Linked DNA regions of Mus musculus: regions 2 and 3 are each linked to region 1. The links are chromatin loops, found by intact Hi-C in ENCODE. Cell type or tissue: left cerebral cortex. All regions are shown on one strand. Region 1 holds the start of Mir100hg (Mir100 Mirlet7a-2 Mir125b-1 cluster host gene). Region 2 overlaps Mir100hg (Mir100 Mirlet7a-2 Mir125b-1 cluster host gene). Region 3 has its middle 36 kb from the start of 1700063D05Rik.

Region 1 (2,500 bases):
AAAAGAGAGACTCCCCAATGTGGAAGGCAGACATTTTGCTCATGTCTTAAGCAGTTTTATTTACAATGTTGCATGTTACAAGGTTGCTTTGGCTTATTTCCACTCCCCATTCTCAGAATATATGAAACCCCAGAGACACTGGTATGTAGTTAGAGATTTTGTTTATGGTTATCTTGCTATGTTGATTGCTTAACCTACTCTTCCAAAAGATTTTTTTCCCATAAATTCAAATTAACTTGAGAATTTTTACATACATCAGGTATGTCTGCATACATATTTCATAAGTACGTTAATATGAAAAATTTAAGGGGGTCTTCTAAAATATGTCATTGGGGGCAAAAATCTCCAGATCAGATTAGAACACACTAGACTTGGTTGCTTTGGTTCACAAAGTAATGCCCAGGTATTTGTGTAGTAGTTTATTGTATTTTAATGAGATGAGAGTTTATTATTTAAAAATTTCAGGCTAGATACCCAGATTTTCACAGCACATTTAAATCTACCACAAAGGGTCACTCATCTTTATTTTTTTTTTTCTAGAATAATATGGTTTGGATGCATTGAAAAGTTTAGTATGTGTTATTAATAACACATGTCCAGCCTAATGTTTTTATTCTTCTGGGCGGGCCTATGCTAGAATTTTCTTCCCCAAGGTGTGTCTGAATCCTGCTAATGCTTTCAGCCTGCAAAGACAGGAAGTGCACACACGGCCACAGCACATGACCCTCCTTCTAGAACACATCTTGAAAATGTTTCGACTGCTTTCTGAGCACAGGGACAATGGCTTATGGTTGGGGGTGGGTGTGCTCTTCTCCTGCCTGACCTTTGGCTTGCTGAGAGATGTGTATGGCTACCCTGGGCTCTCTCAGCTGCTTTCAGGCTGCAGAGAAGGCGGCACCCACATTGGGAAGCAAAAGCTGTCGCAGGCTGCCTTGCCCATGACAGCGTGTCTAAAAATACATCCACCGAGATGCAGGCATATGCTCGCGCCTCGGTGTGAAGGAGCTCTCGCCTGTGTTTCTTGCTATCCCCATCTAAATGCTGGAGCGAGGAGTTAAATTATTCCAGAAGGCCCGCCAGGGTCTGATTTGCCACTGTCTGCTTCCTCGTTGCCTTTGAATGGGACCCTTGATCCAAGGCTTTCAGAGACCAGCCGGTGCTGATGGGGGTCCGTGACTTGGCGGTGGCGCCTGTTTGCTCCTTCTCTGTCTCGAGCATGGTTTTCTATCCTGCCGGGGAGGGCGAGAGCGCTGGGCAGAGGTGGCACCTGACCCGCTAGAACTCCGATGTCACTGCTGTGGCTGTTACTCCCCTCGGCAAGAGTCAAGGCGCACGCAGGACGGTGGGTCACCTCGCTGGCTATTTTGCACATTTCCTTTCTTCTCCTCAACCTTGTTAGGTTTTTTTCTAAGTGCCCAGGGGTTGAGGGGTTTTCCTAGCCCCTCTCTATCCTCGATCTATTCTGATTTGAATCTCTCTCAGGATTTGTAACACTTCCTCTCATTAGGAAAGCTTTGCTAGACTCGCATTCCCTGTCTCTGTAAACAGGGTTTTTTTTTTTGTTGTTTTTTTAATGATTTGTTGTTTTGGGGGTCTCTCTTTTGAATGTCAGCTCCAAATGTCTTAGCTTCTGGGGCTACCTCACACACTGAAACGGTTGTTGAGCTATTGTACCCGAGAGGAGAGGACACAGAAATGGCTCTTTAGAATAATAATCTCAAAAGGGAGATGAGAAAGACCCCAGAGGACAGCCTGTGCTCCTGCTCCAGCCTGGCTGAGAAAAGGGGGTCTCCAGGTGAGACTACTGTCTCCTTTACAGAGTCAGAGAGCGTCAAGATACTTTGTGTCTCATTTAAAATGATTTTAATTCTAACAAGAGGGACTAATGAAAGAAATCCCATTTCCCATGTAGGAGAAAGGAGAGGCACAAAGCACACATATGAAGGGCTCCAGAGCACACCATTCCTCTGGAAACCGGAAAGTGAGGGAGAGCGATTGTTACCTAGTCTCTCTCTCTCTCTCTCTCTCTCTCTCTCTCTCTCACACACACACACACACACACACAGAGTTTCAGAGTAGCAGTATTTCTGTGTCCTTGGCCACCCAAGGCAGTGCATTGTTTTTCCAAAGGTTATGTGGAGGTTTTTGTAAAACGAAATAAAAAAAAATTATTTATTTTATTTCAGACGGTGAGTAAGCTCAGAATGCATTCAGTACTAACCAATACAGAATACAGACATGCCCAACATAAGCTGTTATTCTCCACGAGCAACCAAACACCACAACACACACACACACACACACACACACACACACACACACACACACACACACACACACACACCCTCCCCCTCAAACAAACAAACCCAATGTTAGCCAAAATCCAGACTGCCTGTAAATCTTGAAGTGTTTTCCTCTGTGGAGAAGAATGAACCTCCCCGGATGCTTTTCTGCAGCTGAACATTTTCTATTGCTTTTCTTCTCTGCTCAGTCTCCCTTG
Region 2 (2,500 bases), 210 kb after region 1:
AATATCAAACCCCATTTCAAAATAATCCCCTCTCGAGGCGATTGTGAGCATTTCCTACTTTGTAGTTTTCTGAGATTGTAACTTTCCATGGCAGGGGGAGTCCCACACCTCAGTTCCACCTCACACTGGGAGAGAAGGACGAGGTGCTTTACCTTGTCTTTGTTATAGAAAATTCTGGGTGTGTGGTTTCCTTTAAACCGTTTTACTCTCCTCAGCCCAACCTTTCTCTTCATTTTTGGAAAAAATACCTAAATCAACCCAGACCCCCAATGCTTTCTTCTTGGAAAGATTTTGGAATAGCCTCATTGTGCACACGGAGTGGAAGGTGAAGGAAACTGTTTGCGATTTCTTTTTTTTTTTTTAAGCATTTATCGCAATTTGACTCATTTTAATCCAAACTGCAGTCAAGAAAGCATTTTGTATCAGAACGCTGAACTGAGAAGTGTGTAACAACTGTGCTGTGTCTTTTGTTGAAACCTCCTGTGCGGCTGTAATTTAACTATTACTTGGCAGCATTTGGTGGAATGTGCTTCAAAGCTTACAGTTCTGTAAGTGATTGCCCGTGAGTTTATATAAAATAATTAACGATTCCCCACCCCATTTCAGCCAATGCGTATGTATAGCTATGTAGAAATTATGGCAGTACAACAGTTTAACTCATGGGCAATATATATACTCACATCATACATGCAAAAGACCGGCAGACATTTGGTGCTTTTGAAGGCAAGATATGTACGCAGCCTATCTGATAGAAAACGGGTGCATGATCAATAAAGCTATGATAGCTGTAATTTCTCTGTGATTTCAAATGATCGGAAGACATAACTAATAGCAAATGTTTCGGTTTGTACTCTGGGGCACTTCTCTTTTCCCCAGGCTTTCTAGTGGATTCCTCCCACTCTCAGACTAAAGCAGGGTGCTCAGGCATTCAGCAGGGCGTGTGACACACAGGTTTTTATATTTTAGCAGGCAACTGCTTCATTGCAAGGGCAGGTTTCTCAACAGCCCCTCTTCCTCATGGAGCCCATCAGTGAAGTTCAGTGAAATGAATAACATAATTGGTGGTTGGTTCAATCACTACCAGTCTAGACTAGCCCAGACGCATCAATTAGTGGGGACTGTCTTTTTAGAGGGAGAGTGTAACCGAAACAAGCAGGCTATTATTGATACTGATCTTTAAAAGCGCAAATCCAGCCTGGCAGATAAAAAAAAAAAATAAGGCTGGGAGCTGCAGTGGGGGTGCACTGGGGGAAGAAAAGAGACAGGGAACTGGAGCTCAGGGCGCAGGAGGACAGGAAGCTGGAGAGAAAGGGGGGGATAATGAGTGGAACGCTCTCCTGTGCCTCCTAGGAGCACAGTTAGAATTCAGTTCACAGGGCTCAGTGGCTCACCATTTTTTACCTAGCTGAAACACACAGACACAGACACACACACAAAACCACCTCCTTTTTAAAAAGTCTTGCTTTTTTTTTTTTTTTTTTTTGGTCTGTTCAAAATCAATGCAGTTGAAATTTAACAGCTTAAGCAAGCCCACTGATAACAAGAGGAACCAGCTGAAACCCGTTTTGCAATATCTTGCCCCTCAAAGAAAAATACAGAAAATGCTTAATTTTCAAATCTCTAATTGCTCGCTTCCTTCCTTCCTTCCTTCCTTCCTTCTTTCCTTCCTTTCTACCTTCTTTTTTCTTTCTTTCTTTCTTTCTTTTTTCTTTCTTTCTTCTTTCTTTCTTTCTTCCTTTCTTTCTTTCTTTCTTTCTTTCTTTCTTTCTTTCTTTCTTTCTTTCTTCTTTCTTTCTTCCTTTCTTCTTTAAGGAGGCATGCTAGAGAAACAGTAACTCATTTTAAAATCTGGCACCTGGAATGAAATTTATGGGCAAAAACACCTTTATACAAAAAGTTTATGGCTTCCCACAGAACGCAGTGAGATTAGAATTGAGCGACTGTAACAAAGGGTGATTTGGTGATTTTGTAGGGTTTTTCTGTTTTTTTTTTCTTTTTTTTTTTTTCTGGAGGGGAAAACAGATGATTTAGAAAGTGTTAGGAACATATCAAGCCCCAGGGAAAGAAAAACGTTTGATTGGTATTAATTAAAACACTGCTAATATATTCTAATAAAATCAGATTTAACATTCTAAACTAATCCGCCTAGCATGTCAAAGGCAAAGAAAAGTATTATCTATCTTATTTGCATCTGGGCAACTCGAATGCATTTGCTCATTCGGCAGAATTAATTTCTATCACCAGTCTATTTAATCTCCTCACAGATTTAAGCAAACTTATTCTTTCAGGCTAAAAGGGCCCAGGGTGGGGAAACCATGGACGGTATTTGGAAGAGCAGTGACTGTATTTGGGGCCCATTTTCTGGCTGACCATAGTCTTTTCTCTTCATTCGTTATAATGGGATGTGGAGAACGGCAGAGATTGCAGAGTGATAAACGGCTCAGGGAGTCTTTTTTTTTTTTCTTCTTCCTCCTTTCTCTCCTTATATTATACCTGGTGG
Region 3 (2,500 bases), 130 kb before region 1:
CTCATTAGGTATTTGTAAGATAAGCAAACGTTGATGGTGACATTAGAGGCAGGTGTTAGCAACATGGGAGGAATCATTAAGATCATCCTTATCACCCAGTGCATTCCGAGGTTCTAAATTATCTCTTGGTTTCTGCTGAGAGCTGCCAAAAAAAGAGTCCCTTATTTTTTCTGTGTCTGGCAACTTGTTTACAACTTACGACAAACACCAACAAAACACATACAGGGCTTAGTGAAGAACAGCACACAACCATAATCTTTTGAAAGATACTCAGAATGGCAGGATTTTGCATAATGTGCAGACACGGGAAACGCATTTTAGATGGAAGATCAAAGGCAGGAGTGGAAAGCGAAGATGCTAGTCACGTTAGTTTTATTTTTCAAATGAGGCAAGGCAAAGGGATTTTGTTAGCTTTCCTTCAAGAAACTCGGAAAGGCATCGTGAAAGAAGAGGACATCTCAGGATTTTGCTGTTTTCGGGGTTTTTGGGCAACATATCATTGTGAGTGCTGGTCGAACTACAGCAGCCAGCCTCACTTCCGGTCAATGGCCAAGGCTAGAAGGCAATCATACTTCATATGGAGAAATGCATACCGGATGGGCAAAAACTCTGTCTCCTTGTTGTTGTTTGTCTTGGTGGACAGCTACAGCGTTAGGGCAGAAGTCACAGATGTGACAGTTTGGACTACACTATGAAGTTAGGACACTTCAACAAGCATTTGAGTTTGGAGCAACAGCACCAGGATGGCTTTATCTTCATCACTTATTTGCAAAGCCCTGCTGAACACATTCACTGGTTAGGTTGGTGAAAAGAGACTTTCTGAGACATGATGCCATTATTGCAAAGGGGAAACATATGCGGAGTCCTGCAATACAAAACAATATCTAGATGCGGATAGCTGGAGCTGTCAGTCACGTGACAGGATACGTAGCCTTAGCCAGGCAGTACCCAGGAGTCCTTGGGGCATGGCATTGGGGGAAGGAAGCAAAAGTCTCCAATGCTTTTCAAATACATAAACTCTGTTACGTTTATAAGAACCTGGAAAAGAGGCTTTTCTGTTTTACCTGTAATAATCTTTCACCTCGTAAAACACGTCACACCCGCTCCCTTTCCACTCAGAACAGAAGGGACTGTGACAGCAATGGAAAGGAAAAGTTCCACAAATCTACATTTTAAAATTCAGCAAAATAAGTGATAATCTTAAGTGTGATTCTTTCTGAATGCAGAAAAATATTACCTAAGTTTCAGAGGCTGGAGAGATGGCTCAACGGTTAGAGCACTGGCTGCTTTTGTCGAGAATGAGAGTTCATCTCCCATCACCACACTGGACACCTTCAAACCACCTGTACCACCAGTTCTAAGGGATCCGACGCCCCCTGCTGGCCTCTGCAGGCATGCACACTCTTATACATGTATCAGCACACAGACACACATGAACACATGATTAAAAAGATATAACAAATCTTAAAAAATTTACGGAAGTTTCAGAGCAATGGGCTTGCTATATTAGTATAAAAGCCTCAAAGAGACGTTAGGTGTTTTTTTCCCCCAAACGGGTTAGAAATTGGATACATATATGTGTCAAGAGATGAAAAGTCAAAGTTTGACTAAGAATTAACAGTAGATAGCCCTGTGTTTGAGACTATGAAAGTTACAAAGGTGAGAATAACTCCCTTTTAAGAGTTATTATTCTAGTAAATGAGAGAATGTGAATTTTCACCACAGACTTGGCTACTCTGTTTGGGAGCATGTTAAGAATACAGTTTCATATCACATCCAAGTTTGAGAATATTGGTATGAATAGTATATTATGGGAACCTAAAAGAAGAAGAAATTACTTTTGAAAGGCTGACAATGGGAGACTTCAAGAGCAATGAGCAGAGAGATGGGCCTTCAGAATGGGCAGCGGGAGTATGTGCAAGGACTTGGATGGGATACAAAAATGGACCAGGAAAAAAAAAAGAGGAGGGATATCATGCAAAGGCAGGTTGCATTCTGGGGGAACGTAGATGAATTTTAAAGGTTCTTTAGAAAGTATTACCGTATCTGGAGATTAGAATTTTGTAGTCCTAGAAACACACAATCCTTTCATGTTTAAATGATAATAGCTGAGCTAAATAATTAGAATTATCCTAATTCTTATTAGGATAGCTAAATAAGAAATAAAACTTCTTAAGTAAGGTATGTACTATTTTATTAAATTCTGTGAGATACATGTATCTCACATGTATCTTTATTATTATTATTATGTATCTTTATTATTATGTATCACATGTATCTTTACTACTACTACTACTACTACTACTACTACTACTACTACTACTACTACTACTACTACTATTACTATGTAAGGTTTCTCTGCAGAGCCCTGGCTGACCTGGAACTCAGTATATAGACAATACCCATGACTCAGACTCGTAGAGATCTGCCTGCCTGCCTCTGCCTTCTAAGTGCTGGAATTAAAGGTGTTTGACACCACACTCTGCTTAACAGGGTCTAA

What was found. A loop is a pair of places that touch in the nucleus more often than their neighbours do. Peaks named below come from ENCODE experiments on the same cell type or tissue, not always from the same donor. Only the 100,000 strongest peaks of a DNase experiment are listed, where the experiment ranks them.
Region 2: a loop joins it to region 1, with 10 times the contacts of the local background. A loop is called at or near these places in 6 of 42 quality-filtered maps.
Region 3: a loop joins it to region 1, with 2.1 times the contacts of the local background. A loop is called at or near these places in 7 of 42 quality-filtered maps.

Annotation. Positions count from the first base shown.
Region 1 is chr9:41,375,335-41,377,834 of GRCm38, forward strand. Mir100hg (Mir100 Mirlet7a-2 Mir125b-1 cluster host gene) reads left to right here and starts at 1,192. Exons shown (of 5, transcript NR_131928.1): 1 at 1,192-1,342. In left cerebral cortex, a CTCF peak has its summit at 1,081; DNase peaks (open chromatin) are centred at 1,001, 1,926 and 2,495; H3K4me3 peaks cover 1,666 bases; H3K27ac peaks cover 2,403 bases.
Region 2 is chr9:41,582,930-41,585,429 of GRCm38, forward strand. The region is part of intron 4 of Mir100hg (Mir100 Mirlet7a-2 Mir125b-1 cluster host gene); the gene reads left to right. Among named protein-coding and RNA genes, the nearest start is that of Mir125b-1, 2.3 kb to the left of the region's middle. In left cerebral cortex, no CTCF peak of the experiment used is centred here; DNase peaks (open chromatin) are centred at 975, 1,229 and 2,272; H3K4me3 peaks cover 2,500 bases; H3K27ac peaks cover 2,500 bases.
Region 3 is chr9:41,241,200-41,243,699 of GRCm38, forward strand. No RefSeq gene overlaps it. Among named protein-coding and RNA genes, the nearest start is that of 1700063D05Rik, 36 kb to the left of the region's middle. In left cerebral cortex, a CTCF peak has its summit at 1,388 (motif pointing left); no DNase peak of the experiment used is centred here.